3 separate regions of the Mus musculus genome follow, and all the other regions are linked to region 1. Evidence: chromatin loops called from intact Hi-C (ENCODE). Cell type or tissue: left cerebral cortex. All regions are shown on one strand.

Evidence for each region. Hi-C counts contacts between places; a loop is a spot of excess contacts. Peaks named below come from ENCODE experiments on the same cell type or tissue, not always from the same donor. Only the 100,000 strongest peaks of a DNase experiment are listed, where the experiment ranks them.
Region 2: a loop joins it to region 1, with 1.8 times the contacts of the local background. A loop is called at or near these places in 2 of 42 quality-filtered maps.
Region 3: a loop joins it to region 1, with 4 times the contacts of the local background. A loop is called at or near these places in 3 of 42 quality-filtered maps.

The regions. Positions count from the first base shown.
Region 1 is chr13:95,076,741-95,084,740 of GRCm38, reverse strand. It overlaps Pde8b (phosphodiesterase 8B), which reads left to right. Exons shown (of 22, transcript NM_001374003.1): 10 at 1,567-1,627. All of the region lies in intron 1 of Gm41025 (a long non-coding RNA gene), which reads right to left. Among named protein-coding and RNA genes, the nearest start is that of Gm41025, 30 kb to the right of the region's middle. In left cerebral cortex, no CTCF peak of the experiment used is centred here; DNase peaks (open chromatin) are centred at 714, 1,930, 2,989 and 3,426; H3K27ac peaks cover 4,523 bases.
Region 2 is chr13:95,283,042-95,291,041 of GRCm38, reverse strand. No RefSeq gene overlaps it. Among named protein-coding and RNA genes, the nearest start is that of Zbed3, 38 kb to the left of the region's middle. In left cerebral cortex, a CTCF peak has its summit at 3,838 (motif pointing right); DNase peaks (open chromatin) are centred at 833 and 3,849.
Region 3 is chr13:95,153,945-95,161,944 of GRCm38, reverse strand. The region is part of intron 1 of Pde8b (phosphodiesterase 8B); the gene reads left to right. Among named protein-coding and RNA genes, the nearest start is that of Pde8b, 65 kb to the left of the region's middle. In left cerebral cortex, no CTCF peak of the experiment used is centred here; DNase peaks (open chromatin) are centred at 1,543, 2,738, 3,137, 3,539 and 1 more place; H3K27ac peaks cover 2,076 bases.

The DNA.
Region 1 (8,000 bases):
CATGAGAAATAAAACATAGGACTCCCTTTCCTTCTCTGCGTTGCATTCTAAGGGAAGTCTCAGAGTGCCAGCCAGATGGGACCCCTAACTATATCTCACTGATGGGCCTCGCAGCCAGCATGAAGGTCAATACTGCCTGGTGGATTGATCCTGGAAGGGACACATGATATGTGACATACTGGCAAAGAAAATAAGATGGGGGTTACCTGGAACCAGAAAGCCCCTCCCACACATGGTTCTCAGGACCACCTGAGTTGATTTCAGATCTCCACGTGATTGCAAAGCCAGCCCATCCCGTCAGATCACCCATTGATTTGAAGGTTGTTTCCCTCCAAGTTTCCTTGGTGGATTGGCTTGAAATGTTCTCCAGCCTCCTGAGAGGTCCGGCCTAGTGGTCCTTTTGTGACTCCTCTCTGGGTGACCTCTGAGAGTTGCAGGTTCTGAAGGGCTCCTGAGCAAGGTTGTCCACTATAGGGAGAAGCAGCCTGCCTTTCCCACAGACACTGCCTCGGGTCAGAGATCCCAGCAGTGGCCTTTGGAGAGCCACAGGAAGATGGTGGGTGCCTGAGACGGACATGGTGTCCTCATGGTCGCTCTTAGGAAAGGGGAGCTGAGTCCTGTTCAGTGTTTGACTAGAATCAGTGGGCAGCTGATGTGGAGGAGACATGCTACTGCCTGGTACTTTCTATCAGAATAAAATTTCCTGATTTGACAGATGAGGGGAAAAAAGTCCTTTTATCCAGACGTGATTTTGTGTGATTTTCCCTAATTGTAGGCAGCGAGCTCTCAGAGGCAATTCAGATTAAAAATAGGGACATTTTACTCTTTCTCGCTTGGGTGACGTTCGTCTTGTAAGATCCATCAGTATTTTCCCATGTTCTCTTCAGAGAATCCTCCAGGGTAAAGGGAACCAGGAAGAAGAAGAAAGAGACAGAGAATAGAAAGGGGTGCCCCAGAGGCTTCTGGGTATCCAGGCTTCCATAGTGTAAGTCAGAGCTGTACCCTCAGGGTAAGATCTACCTTGAGCTTAATTACACAGGGCCATGTGCCTCCCCCCCAACCCCCCCATTTTCCTTGTGATAATGAGCAAGACCACAGGCTAAGTTCCTGGATTCATGACTTTTAAATCAGAGCACTTTTTCCTCTAACCAAGAAAACAAGAAACAAAACAAAACAAAACAAAACAAAATCAACAACAAAAACAACAAATGCCATCCTTACGATGAGCCACAGTGCTCAGCATAGGATGTTTAAGAGAGAAAAACAGCGACCAACAAAATCTCATCACTTTCCGAATGAGTCTTCTGCTTTTCATGTAAGCAATGACGTTTGTGTCAGCCGAATGAAAGCCGGCTTTCCTGTGGTGGCATGTCAGTCCCTGAAAATGGCAGGCCCACGAGGGTGGTACGTCCACAGTAGCCAGGCTTCCTCGGGGGTACGGGGCTTGTGATCATATTTGCGTGAGGAAGGCCTTGGAGCTCAGCATCGAGGAGACTTGTCCGTGTGCTGACCTGTTGCCTTATTCTCCCGCCTGGCTCACTAATCACTGACTGTTTATGTTATTAGGAAAATTAGGCACTTTGTCTCCCTCAAGAAGCTGTGCTGTACCACTGACAGTAACAAGCAGGTACAGTATTCAGTGTCCTTTGCCGCTTCCTCAGCTTGCCCATGCGTCCTTCTCACCCCTGTTCTCCACTTGTCTTTCTCCATATTTTCTTGTAATTGCTGACTAAAAAGGTGTGTGGGGAAACCTCTGGCAGCTGCTTGGGGTTTGGTTTGGTTTGGTTTTCGGTTCTCCACAAGCCTGTCTTGCTTTGTTAGGAGTGTGTGCTCTGGTTCATGCTATATGCCTCATGGCTCTCTCCAGGCTAAGATATTTTAAGGGAACATAAGATGCTTCCTCAAAACTAAAAAAGAAGAGTCCCATTTCCCATCTTAATTTCTTAAACAAAAGGAAAGTACATACCCCTGCGAGCAGTCACGCCTCCAGCTAGCAGCCAAAATAAGAACCACTCCAAATTAGCACTGTGATTTTCTTTCCCCATACATCATTTCTTTTGAATGTTGTCTTCTGAAGTAGCAGAGTTTAGCAAGTTGGTAGATGTAAGAATGTTTTGAGGTAGTTTTATAGTGTTACAGTAGTGTTTCAGGTATTTTTTGTGTGTGTGTGATTTATAGTTTTACCATTTGCTCATGTAGCTTCCATATCATACCTTATAATCCATGGAGTATGAAGTATGAAATAAATATGGCTATGAGCAAGCTACCTTGAGTGTGTTAAATATGACCCGTGGCTATCAGAGAAGGAGCAGTGTCTTTTAGGAATTTCAAAGGCAAAATCCCATTCTTTTCTCACACAGTGGGGACTTGAGGGGGAGCGAGAGGTGTGGCCAGGTGAGGGAGCTGAACTAGCAGCAAGATGGAAGCCCTCAGGGCTCCTCTGAGAGAGAATTCCAGACGGGCAGAGGGGCTGGGTGGAGCGAGCTTCATGGAGCCCCAGGTGACAAAAGTATCTGTGGCCATACCTTGCTCATAAGATTGAGTCCAACCCAAAATGCTTCCTTCACCACTGAGAACCTAATCTAGGGTCAGAGAAGGATGTATTAATAACTCGTGCTGAGAGGAAAGACCTTGGAGACCGTGGGAAGGAAGAGAATAGGTCATAGGGACCAAACGTCATCAAGCAGTCTCACTGAGACATCCATACCAGGAGGAAGGATGAGGTTTGCATGAGACAGGACAAGACGGGGGCATGGAACCCTGGTGTCCATCTAGAGATGACTACTGTATACACATAAAGTAGTGCCGGCCACCATTTTCAGGATGTGGATCCACAAGAGAGGACACAATGACTTAGCAGCATCCATTCTCATGCCAGAAATTAAGCAGGAACAACTTAGGTCTTTGGTCTAAGATTCAGCACGTCTTTCTACAGAAGCCATGATGGTGGCTCCTGGCCAGGCCCCATGCAACACCCAGATCAGCTCATGACTTTGCATTTTAGTGAGGGATGGAGCTGTAAGCTAGGCAGTTTCCTTCTCTTCTCCTCACTCGTGCTCATTCCAGGGTTTCTCCTCTAGTGAAACAACTTCCAGTGCCCCCATTATCAACCCCTGTACCTCTACAGCCCCAGCTCCTACTGGTGCTTCATGACTCAGCCCAAGAATCTAGGCCCCTTTATTCCCTTCCCCATTGTCATAGCTGTCTGTGTGCTAAACTGCCCTCTGCTCTCTAGCAGTGTCACAGCCTCTGTATACCCAGCTGCCAGTACATAGTAGGCCTGGGGACATTGGTTAGCTTGTGGAAAGTAGAGTGTCTCAGTCCTGGCCTCCTGTGAACTCTGCCTGCTGCCCACGGGGAACGGGCAGGCCGTTAGCATAGGATGCCAGGACACGGAGGCCGCCTCTCCTCTGCAGCTCTAAATAGAAACCCCTTTGCTACCATGAATCAGTTGCTGTTCTGAGAAGAGTGAAAGCACAGAGCTTAGATCCCCTGAGCCACTGACGTCACCTAATGGTGCTGCACAGGCCTGAGACTCTTAGATTTTTTTCCAATAGTAAAGCGTCTTGTCCCTCTGGCTGGCTACAGTCCTTTTCTTTCTCCCCAAAGAAGGCTAAAGCCATGGAGATTGCTCAGGGCTGGGGAGGGCTCTTGGAGCAGAGCGGCCTGTCTGCAGGCATTTGTTCTGAGCTTCTGCTCCTGGGGTCCAGCTCTGATGTCACACTCAACCAGTGCATGGGCTAGCATTTGAGCAGGGAATGGAGCTGTGTGCCAGAGAGCTCACGTCTGGTCGTGTTCGTCATCACCAAAGATTCTTTCTAATCTGTAAGCTCTGAGCGATAAGCCAAAGTATGTCTGCTGCCCACACCTGCTCCCCAGAGCTCCACCTAGTTCAGTATGGGCACCCAGAAGCCATGGGCCTGAGACAGGTAAACAGATTAAACAAAGTGGAACCCAGAGGGAGAGAAAACTGAAACTGTACAGGCATCAAACCCCAGGCCTGAGGACTCTGAGGAAAGCATCTGTTGGAGCGTGACCATGCTCTCTTCCCATGCCTTTACATGTACCAGAACAGAACAACTACACAGAGGCCTCTGGCTCTACAAAGCCTCCATCATTTACTGTCTTACTCTCTACAGGAGATACTTGCCGACCTTGGTGGTAAAAGGTCATTTTCTTTCCTGCATTTCCCACTTGCTTATGCCACCTACAGCCTAGGTTTCCCAGACTTACCCAGTCTGGACATCCTTTATCTTCATGCCACCACTGTCCCGTCTCAGAGCCTGTCAGAGTTGTTCTACTACCACATAGAGCATGTAAAATCCTAGGTCCCTTGATCCATTTGCCTTCTCACAAGGTCTGGCTCTAAATCAGAAACCGTATGTAGAACTGCAGGAATCTAGCCTGGTGCAGCCCTGGTCCAGTCAGACTCGAACAGAGAAAGGGGTGCTAAAGACAACATCACCATGCCAGTTCCCTCTGAGCTGGCCTGGAGTCTGGCCTTAAGGCAGGGAGCCTGTTGAAAGCAGAGGGGCCTCTTTACTGCCATCCCTCCATGCCTGAGTGTTCGATTCCTCTTCTTGACTATGACAATAGGGTGAACATGGCAATTCCCAAAGCCAATGTGCTTTGAATCCAAGGGGAAGAGCACATGCGGAGCCAGCATGCAGGAGGACAGGGCTACAGTGCACTGTTCACCAGGTTGCCTAGTCTTCTTGTGGAGGTGTGACACATGGGGCTATGGAGAAGCCACTGGGGAGGCGCCCATGTCTCCCCATTCCATAGGAAGTGATTTTCTTAAAGAGTCAGAGAACATAGCTCTCTGGAGAGAGCCTCCCTTTCCACTGTGTATATTTGTGAGGAGAACAAAGAAGCCAGGCTCAGACAAAATATTCTGGTTAATCAACCATTTAAAGTAGCAGCTGCTAGAGGGCAGAAGGCAAATGCTCTAGCCCAATGTCACACAGTGCTTCACAGAGCTGGGAGGTGGGGACCCCACTTCTAGAACCCTCTGATGCTCCCCCCAATCTCCCTTCATGTTTCCAGTCACCTGACCTCTAAATGGAGAGCAGCTGTTAGACTCAATGAGCTAGGCTACCTGGGCAGCTTCACTGTGCCTACTTTAGCCTGACACCAGCCTGGGCACTGACACTTGGGCATCACAGTATCAACACACTGAGGACAGCAGGGACAGAAGTGAGAACTAATGTGGCCCACCACAGTAAAACCTTACTTTAAGGTACAGATTATTTTTGAGGGGGAGGTGTTAGAATTGTGAAGTTGGAATGTCCCCCAGGGTGGGTCACAGTACCTTGTCTTGTTTGAAAGCTACTGGCCTAGGTCAGTGGCTTCAAGACTCAGGGGGCAGCAACTAGCCCTGGCTCATGGCTAACCGAACACTGGTCCTGCCAAAGAGATTCCATGTTGAGCTTGGCCCATATATAAAAGCATCATGCCTCTCATGGCATTACAAACAGTATCAGCTTATGCTTCAAGGTGCACATCCGAGTGTGACTCCATACAGTTGAAGAGAGAGGCTACTGAAACTCCAACTCCAGTGGCCTCTGAGAGTGGCCACTCCTTTTAGAGTGTGCTTTCTGTCTCTGACACGCTACAAGGCAGTTAGGATGAATGTGTCTTACAGCAGGTGTCCTGAAATATTTATTGATACACTTGGGAAAGCCACTAAATCAACAAAGCTATCCACATTTTTTATTCATTTAGCTTTCTTATATATTTATATGAAACTATTTAAGGAAAGGCCTTTAATATTGGAAAACCACATTTTGAACAGGCAGCCCCTGAGCACTGAATGGAGCCTCTCCTAGCCAGGGGTGCTGAGGACAGAAGGCACAGAATGTATGACAGGGAAGGAGGACACAGAAGGAACACTGGTGGTATTGTGGTAACTCCTGGTAGGATTGTGTGTCCAGAAGGTCTTGACTCTAAGGAGAAACATTTGTAGTCTGGTAACGGTGGTGGTGGTGGTGGTGGTGGTGGCGTCTGATAAAGCTGGTTGTGACAGGCTTCATGAGACTCAGAAGTCTGATAGTGCTGCGCCAGATGAAGACACAGGGGAACCCACACCGACCGCAGTGGGAGCCACTGCCCAGGTAATAATAGACTGGCAATGAAGCTCAGGCCTCCCAGCTGGCAAGGCAGCAATAATGGGGCTCCTTTGTCCTCTCTGCTCTTTCTTCATGTCCTCTGTGCCACAGCACTACAAGGCACTTAGCCGGTAGTGCTAAGATGAGGGAAGGAGAAGGAGCTGTGAGTCTGAGCTGGAAACTGGGTTTGCCTCTGTGGGGATCCCAGCATGCCTTTCCAGAGGAAGGCCATACACCAGCAGGGATGCTCCTTTGAAGTGAGCCTTGGTAATGGGTGGAGGCTGAAGCACAGGGAAAGATGTGGTGATTTAAGGAAGATGAGGCAGGTTGGGAGTGGGAGGGAAATAGATGGAAATGATCAGATTCCTAAAAGTTAATCTTCTCTGTTTATCTCTAATGTGTTTGATATAGTAAGATTTCAAGGGACGAGACTGGTGGCGTTTGGCGAGGTCGGTCTTTGCTCTGAAATCTCCCTTAAATTTCAAGGCTGCCCTCTTTTATATGTTGTGTGTCATTTGAATCATTATGCATATCTATTCATTCCCTTGACCCGATATTTTAAGATTCAAAGTTGATCTTCTATTGAGAAACTATTTTAATACAGATTTAAACACAAGCATTTATAGAAGGGGAGGGGCAAGGGAAGTGGGGGACAGAGACAGAGAGCCCAACTGACCCCCAAGGTCAGGACCCCTGCTGGCTTCTCAGAGCAGTGGCTGAGATGGGAAAGTCTGAGAGTTCTGCTTCCTCATTTTTAAATTAACATATGTCATATAACAGAGCAGAGCTAGTGGCCCACCCGCCAGAGTGCGTCCACTTCACAGTAAGGACCTGATAAGGTCTGGATATGTTGAGTCACTTCTTAATGTAAATGAAAAATATCATCTAGCATTCAAACTGAAGCTTCACTCATCAGTTACAACTATCATCTGATCACATTACACACCAGGAAAGACAACAACAACAACAACAACAACAACAACAACAGCAATAACAACTAAAGCATTTTGTAAGAGTCAGTTGCTATAATTTACAGTAGAATTTACAAAAGGAGCGTTTTAAATGTCATAGTATTTAGAAGTGACATATCACATGCATCTTTTAAATCAGGACCTGAGGAATTTATAACTACACAGGTCAGATCTGTCACTGTGGTGAAAGGCCACTGCAGACCAGGTGCCAATCAATGCCAATGGTGTTTCATTGTTGCTTTTAAAAACCAGTCAGGCCTTGGCCAGAGTTTATTGACTTCCACTTCATACCAGTAAAATTATGATAGACTTAGCCGTAGACACCTGCGCTTTGCAGCGAGCCTGTGGGCAAGCAATTTCCTGCAAGTCACTGTCCTCCTCCTCTAAGTGTCTGGTCCCCTTTGTGAAGGAACTATTAGTCTCCAGAACATCCAGCAAGCAACCAATGCATGGATAAAAGGGCTACACTTGCCTATCTGCTCTGTCATGGCAGGTGACAGGTCCCTGTGTCCCCGTCTCTTCTGTGACTAGACTCACTTGAGTCCATTAACGAGGCATTTGGGGAAACTTGTGCCTACCTTCCTCTACCCTCACAGCCTGTACCCTGCCAGTGCTTGGCTGTCACCTTCCTGTCATCCTCATCACAGCCCTGTGAGGATGCTGTTATCATTTCTGACAGACAAGGAAACTGAGGCTTGGAGCAGCCAAGAAACACATCCAGGTGTCATGTGGAGTATCAGTGACAGAGTCAGGATTCAATAGCAAAGTGGTCAGAAGCATGGCTGCAAAGAGCTACACATGCCTGGCTGGGGCCTTCCTGGGTTACCCTTGCTGGGAAGCAGGGGATGACATCATGAAGAGGTGTTGACTGAGGAAAAGCTTTGAAATACGGTTGAAATTTGTCTTTGTGGGAAGGGATGCT
Region 2 (8,000 bases), 210 kb before region 1:
GCAAGTTGAATTTTGGCTCACGGTTCGTAGGGTCAGTCTGTGGTCAGTTTCCTACAGTGTGGGCCTGTGCCAATGCAGTATACCACAACTAGGGTGCAGAGTGAAGAAACTGTTCACGTTACTGAGGCTAAGAGGCAAAAGAGAGTGAGGAGAAAGGTCTGGCTTCTGAGACCTTCTTCCCGGGAACACTTCCATATGACCAGAAGACCACCTAGTAGGCCCTACCTCTCCATGGTTCAAACACCGCGCAGTGTCACAAGGGGCTGTGGACTAAGCCTTTAACATGTGCCTTGCTGGACACTTCTGCAGCCTGCCACATGCAATCACTCACAAAACCTTTATTACATTCAAGGTCTCTTGGTATCACACCTCACACTCCTCTTTTGACCTTGGATAATTACTAATCTGCTTTTATTGATGTGGATGAATTTGCTTTTTCTAGAGTTTTATGTGAATATATAAAGAAAGGGGTGTGTGGCTGCTTTTATTTAGCAGTTTATCAAAGTAAAGGTAGTTTCACATTAAAAAGTATTATTCTCTCTCTCTCTCTTTGTGTGTGTGTGTGTATCTGGCTATGTCTGTGTGTCTTGTGTGTCTGTGTGTCCCACAGCATTAGTGAGGAGATCAGAAGACAACTGTAGGATCCATTGTCTCCTGTCATGTGAATCCTGTAAATCCTGGGAATTAAACTCAGGCCGCCAGGGTTGGCAGCAGGTACCTTTACCCACTTAGCCAGCCAGCCCCAAATAGGGACAGTTTTAAGCACATTGGAACTACTGACAAGCAAGTGTATAATCTATGACTCATAAATGGAGGAATGTGGGAGCCTCTGGAAAGCAGGTGTCAGTCAGCAGAGATTCCCAAATGGAATCTCTCTGTTTTCTCTCCTTTTGTTTCCCCGCCGCTGTGGATCAAGCACAGTGAGTCCACCAGAGTGGTGTCCATGTTTCCCAAGAATCCTCTCTTGTGGAGTCCATTTTGTTCATCTTTGTGACCTTCTGATGTCCTCTAATGACAGCATGTGCATGTTCATTTATGTGCAGGTACACATGAGATGGCTAGAAGACATAGTCAGGGATCATCTTCAAGGATGCCATCTGCCTCTTTTGAGACAGGATCTCTGGCTTGGAGAGCATCACTTATGTGAGACTGACTGGTAGTGAGTCCCAGGGATCTTCCTTCACATCCCAGCCCTGGGATTGCAAGCTCACAGAACCCTGCCTGGCATTTCTACATGGGCTCTGAGGATCAAACTCAGTTTCTCATACCCTTCAAGGCAAGGACTTTATCAACTGAACCATCTCCCCATCCTGATGGCAACCTTTTAGATGACTAAGCACCTATTTAAAGCAAAGGCATCACTAAGAATTCATTAAGGCAATTGGCTCAGTGAGATATCTCAAACACTCATCTGAAGTTGGCTTCAATAGGAGGTAGAGGCTTGGGTTCTGTGAGATAGGTTCTAAGATGTACTGAGTCTATAGGATGGCTGGAAGAAAACAGCATCCTGGGGTATGTAGGGGAGCGGCAATAGGATTATAGAAAGGTCAGATACTGGGATAAAGATCCAAAGAAGATGATGAAGGCCAGATAAAGATGTGTGTGTGTGTGTGTGTGTGTGTGTGTATGTGTGTGTGTGTGTGTGTGTGTGTGTGTGTGTGTGTGTGTGTGTGTGTGTGTGAGAGAGAGAGAGAGAGAGAGAGAGAGAGAGAGAGAGAGAGAGAGAGAGAGAGAGATATTCCATGTAATGGAGTCCTGGCTTCTTCCAGAGGATCTGGCTTTGATTCTCAGCACTTACATGGTGGCTGGCTCCTAGAACTACCTGTAACTCTAGTCTTAGGGGACTTGATGTTCTCTTCTGGCCTTCTAGTGCATCAGGCATGTACATCATACACAGACATATGTGCAGGGACAACACACACACACACACACACACACACACACACACATACACATATATACACATAAAAGGAAAATAAAAAATGTAAAGGTCATTAAAAAAAAAAAAGAATATCCCTGCTGAGAGCAATTCCTAGTCTTTTTGTTTGTTTGTTTTACAAATACATTTCATTTATCCTGTGTGTGCACATACCATAGTGCATATGTTGGAGCCAGAGAACAACACGAACTGTCAGTCCTTTCTGCTATGTGGGTCCAAAGGGTTGAACTTAAGTCGTCGGGTTTGGTGTCAAGCCTTTGATCCACCAAGCCATCTCACCCCCCATAGTTTATTTTTTTCTTCCCAAGACAAAAGGATTCTTACTCTCCAAACCCAGCCGATACCATTATTGCCCTGTGGTCGTCTCTTGATGGCAGGCTGGGAGACCCAGTGTCAGACACAACATTGGTGCTGTGAGACAATGGGCCCGGATATCAAACCAGATGATCTACAAAGAAAGTTTTAAATGCTACCCGTTAGTTATACTCCAAGGAGTCTTTAGGCATGTAAATCTTAGTTACGGCAAGCTGTATTATAAAGGAAATATTTTCACAGAGATAACTCTTTTAATCTATAGCCAATATAGGTCATTAGAGCATACTGCTCAGACTTGGGGCCCATAAGTGCAGGATGCTATGGTGAGATTGGAGTGGAGTCAGGGGAGACGAAGTGAGTGATGAAAGGTTTTGAAAAACAGCCCTTCAGGGAGAAGTCTCCATTAGCTCAGAGGAGAGAGATGTGCGTAGACTGAATATCAGTCTTCACACTATCAAGGGATGCTACGTTATTGACACCGAGTCTCTCTCCTGTGTCCACAGAGGGCAGTATCGAAGGCAGTGAGTTTAAAGTGAGGAGGAAGGGATTGAGGCTGGTCATCTGCCAACCCAGAGGTCAGAGACCTACTCCAAGTACCCAAGAGGCACCAGGGAGCCAGTTCATTCCCAAGACTCCTTTTGATCTCTTTGATTGTTTGCATGTCTAGTTCATGCAGACCTGGCCGTCTACTTACAGTTGTTTGTATTCTTTTATATCTGTAAACTCATGAGCCTGATCCAAAAATGCGAAGCGTTTCTAGGCTTGTGACAAAGAGGACAAAGTACGGCTTCTGTGAAGTTGATTGAAGTGTGGCCTAGCCACATAAGGGCAGTCTCAGCTTTCAGTCCATCTGTGACAATGCTGCTCAGAGAATGGGGTCTGGAGGTAGGGCAGCTGGCAAGATCGTTGTAACTGCTCGGTGACACTTGATATAACCGGGTCACATCTCTGGTGTTGGGGGCAGGTCTTTGATAGACAGCATGTCTTCAGAGGAGTGTGGACAACCCAGAAAGGAACAACCAAGACAGAGAGAAGAACCTAGTGGCTGAGATTAGTTGAAGGAACTGTGTGTTGCCTGGGAGGTGAGGGGGCAGGTGAGAAGCCATTTGCAAATATTTTCAAGGCTGTCAGGTAGAGAAGAGATTAGAATGGTGATTAGAACCGTGCCCAGCAGTGCCAGAGGGCAAGTGTGGGGGCAAGGAGCCCAGGTTGCAGGGACAGAAGGTCATGCTAGAAGGAGGCAATTGGCAATCATTAAAGATCATCAAAAGGATTGCGGTGTCTGGTGACATACAGAATATTTGTGCAGAGATTAAATTTTTAAAAAGTACTGCAGGAAGAATTTCTGAGGTTTTGCTTTTCATCTTGTTGATCAGATAATACTTCTATTTTTTTTTTTTTTTTTTTTTGAGATAGTAATTCAGCCTGAAGCCTAAACTGTCCTTCAACTTCTAATCCTCATGCCTTAGCCTCTCCCAGATACGGGGATCAGAGGCGTTCGCCACCACACTTGGCTCCGGTCTAACTTCATGGGAAGTGATTGCTCCGCCAAAGTATTCAGAGAGGTGCGCCTTGCAGTCTAAGCCACTAGAGGGACTCAGGGCAGCAGCATTGCAGGGCCAGCATCCTCTCAGGGAACTTGCAATGGTTACTAGCCCTGCTTTGGTCTCCACAGTTCTGTGGCTTGCCCTATCTTCCTTGTAAACCTTGCCGGAATGAAAAGAGCTTATTAAATTCATCAGCTTCCTAGAGGCCTCTGTACATGACAGGCAGTCACTGTTGTTTACCATCTATTTAAACTTCCATTTATACATTTAACAGGGCTCTTCTAAAAAGTTCAGGTACTAAAATAACCAAAAAAAAAAAAAAAAAAAAAAAAAAAAAAAAAGAAAGAAAGAAAGAAAGAAAGAAAGAAAGAAAAAGAAAACGTGAATTCAGCAAATATAAAAAATTCCAAGCATTTAAGCACGACTTTATACATTCCTTTACATGTGTGGATATATACATGTGTATATATATATATATATATATATATATATATATATATATATATATATATATATATATATACTCAAATGCTATAACTGTCCTAAAGGCAGAAAGGCACAAGTGAATCTCGAGGACACCACTCACATGAGGTAAGCGGTGGTGGGTATGGCTGTGCAGTTGAGATGACACCAGAGTAAAATATTGAAAGTGCCACCTGCTTTCTTCTCAGTGCTCACAGTAAAATGCTGGAGGACAGGAGTGGCAGGGAGAAGCTGACAAGCAATGAAAGGCAGCAGAACTTCATGATTTTGAAAATCCTCAGAAGGAAGGATGTAACATTGGGAACTTATGCTGGAGGCTGGACAGATGACTCCACGGCTCAGAGCGGGCGCGACCTTTACAGGGGATGAGAGCTGGGGTCCTGGTATCTGCTTCCCTTGGCTTACAGCATCCTCTATTCAAGCCCCAGGAATCTGACCTCTTCCGGAGCCCCTGTGGGTACGTAACTCATGCACACAAATGCACACACAGTTAAAATTAACAATAAAGTCAGGCATGGTGGTGCACACTTTTACTCCCAGCACTCTGAAGGCAGAGGCAAGGAGAGCTCTGTGAGTTCTAGGCCAGTCTGGTCTACATAGTAAATTCCAGGACAGCCAAGTCTATGTAGAGAGAGACCCTGTCTCAAACCAACCAAATTAAAAGAGAAAAAACTTTTTTAAAAAAAATTACATTGGAGCATTTAATGCATATGAATTCTGGCCCAGAGTGGGAAAAACACCCCAATGGACATTGTACAAATTTTGTTAATACTGCAGGGAGTTTAGGCATATGCAAGCCCCTCCCAAGACACCAGGGATAAAGCTCACAGATCCTGTCCAGTGATGATGTCATTTGGAAGCTTAATGGAGCTGGCTTCAACCTCTCAGCAGGAATCTAGGTAGATAAAGGTTCAACTCAAAATGAGCAGTGGTCACAGCTTTTATGTGAAAGGAAATTTGTGGGAAACCCACAACATATTTGAGAAAATCATTTCTGCAAAAACATCATCAAACTGAAATGGATGGAATGGGCACAAAGCGATAAGGTAGTTCTCAAAAATGTACCAGTGGAAGCAGATTCCTTAAAACAGGACAATCCATGGCCTGGAGAAATGGCTCAGTGGTTAAGAGCACTGACTACTCTTCCAGAGGTCCTGAGTTCAATTCCCAGCAACCACATGGCGACTCACAACCATCTGTAATAGGATCTGGTGACCTCTTCTGGTGTTGTCTGAAGATAGCTACAGAATACTCATATATTAAATAATTATTTTTTTAAAGTTATAAAAAAGGAAGATCCAGAGGGTGTAACCAACCTAGCCTGGAGGTTTATGCTCTGAAATTATTACATCCTTATAATCTACCATGGAATTCTGGAAGAAGCCATTATGTTGCAGGCTTTAAGATTGGCAATTTTTTAAAAATCTATTTCCATTGTTAGACAAGGTCTTACAGTGTAACCCAGGATGGTCTAGAACTTGCAGTCTTCCTGTGGGCCAGCATTACAGACATGTCCCACCACAATGGCTAGCAACTCTCTTTTCATTCTCTCTTTAAAATGGGCATTTCTATATCTGTTTAACTGAAATTGTTCCTTCATGGAGTTAGGAGACACATGACTTGTCTTTAGTTTTATTAGACTGAGGAAGTACATCCAAGGGGCCTCATCCACAGCTGGACCTTGTTCGTATGATGTTGTTGTGAACTCAGCCGAACAGGTTGTGCATGCTGTGAGATTCTTGAATTCCTTAGGAGAGAGGGAATATTTTCTGAAGGCAGGAAGGATACAGGTCAATGGTGGCCAGAGGATAAGCTGTGATGGACTTCTACCGAGAACCCTGGTATCTTCATTCTCTGGTTTCACCCCTGAATGCTTTCTTCCTCTTGTGTGTGGAGGGGACTCATGACTGGCTTCTTACAAGTCAAGTTTGGCTTGGGACAAGTATGGCTGCCTGTGTGTGATTACATAAGGCCTGGCCCCATCTTTCCAGGGTGTCCTTGTTGACTGGGCTTGTAGGAGCATCTACCATGTTGTTAACCGTGATGTGAAAAGTGCTACCCAGTGAAAGGCCTATGGCAACTTCCAACAGACAACAGGGAAATGAGGTTCTCAGACTGACATCATGCAGGAATTGAATGTTCTAAGCCACAGGAGCTTGGGATCAGAGGTGACCTCAGCAAAAAGTGAAGCATACAGGTGATGTGAGAAGGGATGCAAACAGTGGACTAACACTCAAGGAATCCAGTCCAGAACTGTGCAAAGATGCATTGAAGCTTAGGTTAGCTTGTTCTGCTTTTGGCCCTATTAGTAAGGGTCTGACACAGAAGTGGGGTTTTCCATGATGGACCTAAGCACACTGACCTGCCTGGCCTTGGGAGTCAGTCTAAAAGAGAATCTGGGGCATAGTAACTAACAGTCCAGATGTCCATCTGTCCTACAAAGAGACCCAACTGACCAGAAATGAGTATTAACTAAAATGATGAATCCAGTATGGTATTAGTTTTGTTTGCAGTTTCTTTGATCAGTCTGCTTTAATAGAGAAAGGGTTTATTTAGCTAAAATTCTAAGTTATAGCCCATCACTGTGGGACAGTCAAGGAAGAATGTCCTGACAGCCACTCATATTCACAGTCAAAAGCAGAAAGAGGACGAAGTGCATACATGCATGCATGCAACTTATCTCATCTTCTTCACTCTTATACAGCTGAGGACCCAAGCCAAGGGAATGGTGCTACCCACGGTGGGCTGGGTATTCCACCAACCAACCCAACCAATACAATCCATCACAGATATGGCCACAGGCCAACCTGAGTTAGGCAATCTGCTTAATTGAGTTTTTCTTCCAACAAAACGATCACAGGTACCTAAGCATAGCATTATGTAACAGTCTACACATTTGAATGTAATTGCCTTTTATTCCTAACATTAAAATGACAATCTTCACTTTCCGCAGTTCAAGTCGCTACTGTGTGGAGAGTTCTCTTGTATGGCTTCACTAGACCATGCATCTCCATCTGTCAGTGTCGGTTGGGTTATTTCCAAGTGTTGACTGATATGCAAAGATTTACACACAAATCTTTAGGTGCTCATGGTTTTAGTCTCTTGGATAGGTTTCTAGGGACGGTTGGATAAGTGCAAGCTTAGCTTTAAATAAATAGATGTGGTGAATGATTTTCTAATTCTCCACTCACGCATTCCAGTGAGGATAGGATCTGTGGATGAATCTCATTCACTTGCAGCTAACACAGGCATCCGTCGGCTTTTCTCCCTTCTCCTCCTTCATTCTCTTCAATGCCCCCAAATTACTTACCTACAAACTGTATGTACTAAGTCACTGCTTTACAGATACCCAACCTAGAGCAGGTCATCATAGGGTTTGTTATAAGTGGGAATGCATCTATAGACAGGGAACAGAGGAGGAGCCTGACCAATAGAAGGTACAGGTATGATATAACTCAGTGGCTAAAAGCAGAGAAGCCGGCAGGGGATTCTGGGAGGACATCTGTTGGCCACATGGGACATGAGTAATAAATGAACATAGCGAGAGTGTGGGGATTGCTCCTCAACTATAGTCACTGGAATTCTCCAAGAGGCCATGAACTTCCTGTTGCAGCCAGCACAGGCATTGATTGCCTGACTGTTCCTCTCTCAGTGACACTGTCAAAAAAGACTCCTGGGAGAGCAGACCAGGTGTCCAATAAAGATAGTAGCCTGTA
Region 3 (8,000 bases), 77 kb before region 1:
CCTTTCCGTTCATTGCCACCTCTCTCAGGCTGTCTGCTTCTCTGGTGTCACACCTGGACTGTAAAGTGCCAGCAGATGCCTAAGAGGGTTTCAGGAATGGCCCTTGTTGGGGTGTCCTGTGGGAGAAAGTTGTGTCTGCATCCAGGAGTCTGGCTTGAAGTCCTGTGGCTGTTGGCTGAACCTCCAGCTGTAGGGATGATTTTCCAAGGCACATCACTTTTGTCCCTGAGGCCACTGAAGGGTGGAAGGGTGAGTGTTGGGAATCACCCTGCTGGCTGTTGATGGCTTCCTGTTTCCTGTTTCTTTTTTCTTCACCTTTGATGACTGACACTAGTCAAGGCAGATTGCTACTATGTCAGAGAACCGGAACTGTTTTGTCTCTAAGGAGTTAAGAGCAATGTAAAACTCTGTCTGATCTTGCAAGGGGTTGAGTAATCTATCTGCTATCGCACTGTGCTTCTTGGAACATCTCTTAGTTAATAGAAGCCTTTGTTCATTGGCTCCTATTCAGGCGAGTAAAGGTTTTCACCCTCTGGTACTCAGCTTTATGCCACAATCTTTTCTTGCATGCTGTTTCAGACTCTCGTAATTCAGAGAAAAAAAATTTAATCTTCCTTTATGGAGGATCAAATTCATGACCTTGTTGCCCGGCTTCCCCCTTGCCCGGCTTCCCTCCCCGCCCATCAGAAGATGCAGTTACTCGCTTGTACGTTTTGACTTGTTGATCAGAAAGGTGCTGGTTGCTGTGAGTAACAGGTGTTCTATTAAATGACCAGACAACAAAATTCCTGATGAAAATTACTAATTTATTCATTACTTTCTGTGGAAGCTTTATTGAGATATAGTTCATCTACATATACAACTCACCCATTTAAAGTGCAGAACGTGATGGTCTTTAGTATTTTCCCGGAGTTGTTCAATCATTCTATCTTCTCCAAATAGATCATGTGTTACATTAGCCATTGCTATCTATTTCTCCTGTTACCATCACCCAGTCCATGAAAGCTACAAGCCTATGTTCTGCCTCTGGGCTTTGCCTACTCTGAGCACGTCATACACTGGACTCAATGTAGAATGTACCTTTTAGTGCTTGGCAGTACCTTTAGCATGTTTTCAAGACTCCTTCCCTTTGGAGCATGTCGATGCATCATCCCCCTTGTGAAGGGTCACACTCCATTCTGCGCATCACCACATTCCATTTGTATTCTTGGCGTGTGGTGGACCTGTGGGATGTTTCCACACTTTCAACATTCTGAATAATGCTTCCATAACCATTCACGCATAAGCTTCTGCTTCTATTTTCCATGGGTATATGCCAGGATTTAGCCTTTTGAGGAGTTAGACCACTTTGTAAAGCAGCTATATCATATCTTGGCCAACACTAGGTTTTTTGTTTTTTTTTTTTTTTTTTTTTTTTACCATCTACTTTAATACAGGGGAATGCCAATCCTATAAGTGTGAGTGAACCCTTACTCAAGGCTTGCATCAAGTGTGTACTCCTGGAACCAGCTTACTTTGAAGTGCTATGGAGTGGAGCCCACTCAGAGTAGCAGGTGGAGGAGGAAGCAGAAGGAGGTGTGGGATGAGCAGAGCTAAGTGCTAAGAAGTAGCCGGCGAATATATTAAAAGAGGAGACTCTGTCCATATTTATCACAATTTAAGTAGTTATTACTGTTCTAAAGACTAGTTGTATACTTATTTTTGACGTTTTTAAAATTAGAAGCAGAACTGTATAAAATAATGGGTTCCACTGAGACACTTCTGTAGATGAGTCAATTTTTTAATTGTTCATTTCTCACATTTGAAGTACTCTTTGGTGACATCCCCATTGTGAAGAAGTACTGTGGTCCTGCATCCTTAGAAGAACTCAGCTCAAATCTACTTGATGCCTCCACCCAGGAAGGAAAAGTTGATGATCTAAATCTGATGGGCTTGGCCTAGGGCTCCTAGCATCCATGGGTGCCCTGCTGGGAGATGGTATTGTCTCTGGGGGGGTCCTAGTTTCCATGAATGCCCTCCTGGGGGGCATCATTGTCTCTGGGGGGCCCTAGTTTCCATGGATGCCCTGCTGGGGGGCAGCATTGTTTCTGGGGGGTCCTAGTTTCCATAGATGCCCTGCTGTGGGGCAGCTTCATGGGGGGTGTCCTAGCATCCATGGGTGACCTGCTGGCAGACAGCATCATCTCTTGGGGTGGGGTCCTAGTTTCCATGGATGTCCTGCTGGGGGACAGCATTTTCTCTGGAGGGTCCTAGTATCCATGGTATTCCTGGTGTGGGCCATTTTTATCTCTGGGAAGGGGGTCCTGGCATTCCTAATGCCCTGCTGGGGGACAGAATCATCTCTGGGCTGGAAGGGCAGCAGACTTCCTTCCTTCCTTCCTTCCTTCCTTCCTTCCTTCCTTCCTTCCTTCCTTCCTTCCCTCCCTCCCTCCCTCCCTCCCTCCCTCCCTCCCTTCCTTCCTTCCTTCCCTCCCTCCCTCCCTTCCTTCTATTCTCTCTATTTGAGGATTTACTCAGTAACTTCCATTGTTGAATTTTACCTCCGGTGTTTGTAGTTGGCCATTTGTATATTCCAGGACCAACACGGCAATGCTTTGCAGTTGTTTCTGGGCACAGGTGGAACTGAGAAACATTTGTGTCGTTTCAGGCAAACATTCCCAGCCCAGCTTCTCGTTTCAGCTCTCCTAACGAAAATAACTGTCCTTTTTCTCAGTCTATTTACTGCCATTCACCCCCACCCCGTATCTATGTTCCTTGTTGCTGACATCATGTCTAAAATGGGCCCAAATGCAGGCCTAAAATACCATCTTCCCTTCTACGTGCAAGAAGGCCATGATGGACCTTCAGGGAAAATACCAGCGCAAGAGCACTCTGCAAGAGCAGGCTCTAGTGCTTTTGGCACTGAGCTCAGTGTTGATCAATCAGCAATAGTTGATGAGTTCTTTAAACAAAAGCAAGCATAAAACAAAGTTAACATATTGATCATTGGAGAAAATATAATGAGAGGCTTGCAACAACACACTCCCATAATATCTCAAGGAGCAAGGATTCAGTAGCTATGAATTCGGTTTTTGGAGTGACTTTGATGTAAAGATAAGCCACCAGCCAACTCATCGTGTAAATATACATGTTGTTCTGTAAGATCTCTTCAAGGGATTGACTCACAGCCTCTGTGTTGCAGAAATATCTTACTTGAATTTCTAACAGAACAGGGTCTCAGTCACTGTGAAAACAATTGGCTCACTGAAGACATCACCCTCATCTGACCTCTTCCTTGACCTTATGACATCACCCAATGCACCTGCCTTGAATAACAAGGGCTGTCAGTATCTCTTTCTTATCCTTGTTAATGCCTTGTGCTTGTAGGAACATGGCCCCCAGGATAAAGCATGGGCCTCTTGGATTCCTTGGATCTGTGTCTCTGGAGACGTTCACTTGACAAATGATGATGATCATGTGGTGCTGAGTTGAGCTTTGGAAAAAAACAAACCAAACCAAACCAAAAAAGAACAAGAGTCACCCCATGGCTCTTGTTCCAGGCATCCCACTTTGTGTGCTTGTCATGAGATTCTCCAAGTTGGCAATGTTTGATCACGCTGTGTCCTTTAAGCCCACCCGGGACATTTCCCCCTCATTCAGATTTACTTGCTGATCATTTGAGTGAATCACTCACTGGCTTCCCACTTACAGGGTTGGTACACTCTTAAAAATAGCAAGAAAAACAGCAGCAAACTCCCTGCCAATACCTGTGCTGACAGCCTTAGACAAAAGCAGCCCCCAGAGGCACTCAGAGAAGCCTCCCATGACAGTGAAAGGTACCGAGGGCAGACTCACGTCTGCCAGGATACAGAGAGTCAGTGCAGGTCGTGGGCCCAGCAAGGCATGTGTACCACCCCTCTAAGGCTGAGGGAACACTGTGGAAGAGAGGGCAGGAAGCATGTAAGAGCCAGAAGATGGGGTAAAGGGCTACAAACTGCCATTCCCTAGACTAGACACAGGTACAGCCACTACTATCTCAGATCCACAGGGTTGTTACACTGGGCCCACACGAGACAACTGGTCAAGTTAGGTAGGGGTTCACAGGGCTCTAGCCTTTACCTCTCTGAATTACAGATTATTGATAGTTTCTATGAGAGTGAATGGCTGCCATTAGTGCTATACACACTGATGAACCTGCCAGGTTCTAACCTTAAACCCATGGTCACATAGATGGTTCCAGTAACCTGGGTGGGTCATAAAACAATACAAATAGGCATGACCGTATGAGAAAAATTTTTGAGGAGATGAGGGTGAAAAGGGTCACTGAGCATGGCCTTCATGTATGATATTGTAAAAAAAAAAATGAAAAAACATGAATCAAAGACCTGCTTCATTTCTGAGTTTGTGGCTACTCCCCTGCACCAGCGGCAGTGGCGGACACCTGTACTCTTGAAGCGCTCCAGACTTGGATCCTGATCCGTGCTTCTGTCTCACAAGTCTCGCCAGTCGTCATGTTGACCCAATCCCCAGACAATGGGCATAATTAAGTCAACCTTCCCAGGGCTCCTTACCCTGTAGAAGAGACTTACCAAGAGATCACGAACGAGAGCAGTCAGGAGGAAGGTTCAGGGGAGGCCAGTGTCTATATGGTAATTGGGAAACCATTTAGTCAGAGATTAGAATTGGATGTTCCCTGATACACACATGGATGGGCAGATTCCTGGAAGAGATTATCTTTCAGAACAGTACGTGTTTATGTGCTGAATTAGCATGGTGATTATCCTTGTTCACCAGGTTACAAAAGCGATCAGCAGAAGGGTGGCTAGTTATCAGGAGTGGGAGAGCTAGTTGGGCAAAGGGTTGGCAACTGCCACTGCCATTAAATAACATCACTTGCTTTTTTTGGTCTTTAGTGTCCAGTTTCCTACTGTGTTACCCTTAACCTTCATTCCCACCACTACATGGTGCCCCAAGCACTGAGCCCTGTCTCTTAGGAGAGTGGATATCATGAGAATACTTGGATGGGGAATCCTAGAACATTTTTTTTGAACAACATGATGTAACCCCTAATAAAGGGAGTCTATGTTGCAAGGGGATATGTTTTAACTGCATTTAAATGCCCAGGCTCTGTACTTGTCATACTTGTCACAAGTCATTCTGGGTAACATACCACTAAGATCAAAGTCAGAGAACATGGCAGGCTATAGGAGACCATAAGTTCTTTTGGAAAGTCAATGGTGGCTAGTTGGGCACATGGCTCCCAATCATTGGTGGGGGTAAGCTCCCTAAAGATAAAGGGTTATTGAGTTGGTGATGGGGCCATCCAGGGAATGTAACCGTAGGCATCTTTCACATTTTAAGTTCAACTGTGAAATGCAAAAGGTAGTGATTGAGGTTGCAGGGGTAGCTAATTCTTTAGGAAGAGCAAGAGAAATGTTTTTGAAGGTAAGAAAGAATGATATTTAGGAAAAATTAAGTGTAGGAACACTTGCTTGGACATGACCTGGGAGCAGGTGAAAAGGAATGAAATCAAGAATGGGTAGAGGGGGAGGAAGGAGTAGAAATGTCTCTGCCTGCACACTCCCAAAGGTGTCCTCTACTCCCAATGATAGCCATCATGTCCAAAAGGTCGACCAGACACAAGATTGTCCTGAAAGGACATTTTTATAGCAGCCACTTCACATCCTGGGGGTGAGAAACCCAGGACTCAGTGTTGGTTATTCAGGTGCAGTGTGTAAGGTGAGTATAGTCAGTGCCACTGGAAGTTTGTTGTAGAACTAATGGGTGATCCTCAGACCTCCTAGGACTACCTGGGAGCACCATCTAGGAGCTTGATAGGTAAATACTCCATCACTGAGCTATATCCTTTAGAGCTCCACCTCCAGTCTTTGGGATTCTGTTAGAAACGTCAGCTCTCGATCCCATCTCAGATCATCTGAGCTAGGCTGTTTGACAGGAACTGGATCCAGGTGACAGGTACACAGGCGGCAGTCTCAGAACCCTTGTCTAGATCTCTGCTGTCCTTGGCTGTCAAGTGAGGCCAGAGGCCAGAAACAGAAGTATAGCCACACCCAGAGAAATAGGATGGGCTGTGTCACTAGAAAGTTTCTGGAAGTTGGAGGCATCTGCTAACTCCCAGCTTGTGGCTAACCTAGGTGATGGTTGCAGGAAAGATGGTATGATTGTACTTTCCAGAGTGAACGCCCAGGTGATCCCGGTTGACTCTGGCTTTTCTAATGGTTACTTGTCCTGAGAGTGTCCAACCATAGCCTGCTAGCCTTGACCGGGCCCTGTTTTACAGCATTAGGTACACATGCTTTCATTTATGTGTGACATAATCTTTCAAACACCTGATGACAGAGTGGTCTCTTCTGAGAAGCCATCCACCATCTTGTTTGGGCCACCTTCCCTATGCACCTTCCTCCATCCCAAGTTGTTATGCTGTGAGTGGTAGATGGGCTTTTGGCAGACATTGGTCAGGAGGAGCTGCAGTAGACAAGTGAGCTTCCTGGAGATGGCCCCCTGCTTTGCATGTCTGTGATGGGTGAATCCTGGAAAGGCATGGCCCCAGGGCCTTTGTGCCAGGATTGCTCTTGCTCTTGATGTACCTTCTTATGTTTGCCATTGCTGTGTTCCTCATTGTTCTGACAGGGCGTGATTGGGTAAAGAAAGACCCCTTCTGCCTGTAGTCAGTTATGTTTGATTCCTGGGTATTAGCCCACCCCATTGGGCAAATTTTCTGCAGGTCAACATGAAGATGAACTATCATGGATTAATGCTGTTTAGATGAATTTATGATTTATGAATTGTTGATTTGATTCAAACAGTTTTAAGAAGTTATGACAGTTGGTAGAAAGTTTAAAGTTAGAATCAGAAGTAGAGTATGTCTCTCCCTTGTGGAATAGTAAAGGTTAGTGTGTGTGTGTGTGTGTGTGTGTGTGTCTGTCTGTCTGTCTGTCTGTCTGTCTGTCTGTGTCTGTGTGTCTGTATATTACGTTAAAAAGGAGTGAGCTTCTGTAGGTTACAAGTATGCACATTGCATTAGGAAGAAGAATAGGGCATATGTATCAGAAGATGGCCTAGTTGGCCATCATTGGGAAGAGAGGCCCCTTGGTCTTGCAAACTTTATATGTCTCAGTACAGGGGAACACCAGGACCAAGAAGTGGGAGTGGGTGGGTAGGGGAGTGTGGGGGGGGGAGGGTATGGGGGACTTTTAGGATAGCATTTAAAATGTAAATGAAGAAAATACCTAATTTTTAAAAAAGGAAGAAGAATAGGCTTAGAACAAAATGATCAAAGACAACTTTCACTCTAGGTCAGGTCCAAGGATGAGGCAACAGGTGTGCACCATGATAAAGTAACACCATGAACATATATAACTATTGCTTTGAACTTATAATGAGCTTATGGAATGAAAGAAAACTACCTCTTTGAACTCACAATCAACAATCTTGCTGTAACTCCTTCTTGTGTAACATCTAATCCATTTTTAAATGTGATAATTCTTTTTCTTATGTAGAGAACTTTTTTAGGAGCTATAAAAAGGCTAAGATAAAAAAAATAAAGTTGTTGGAATTTCTCTCCATCTGCCAACTGTGTATGTATGCATATATGTATGTGTATATGTAAAATGGTTAGAGCTTGCTTGTTAGAGCTTTGCTCCACCCACTAAGTGTGTGTGTGTCTGTGTGTGTGTCTGTGTGTATGTGTATAAGATGGTTGGAGCTTGCTTAGCTTCATCCAGTCTGTGTATGCCCTTGCATGATTTTCCCTCTTTTTTCTTCCTCGCTAGCCCCTTAAGAGTTTAAAGAATTCAGAGTTTCTCACAGGTCACAGGGAGTGTTGGCCCCAATGAATCAAGTTCTAGTCCCTCAGAGAAAAATCTGCTGGGGGATTACTCTAATCACTGGCCACCATCAGTGGCAGCCCAGCTAACCATTATCAGTAGCAGCCAGAGCCAGTTGCTACCAGCACTGGTCTCTTCTCTTTCTTCCCCAGTCACCTGCTACCATCAGTAGAG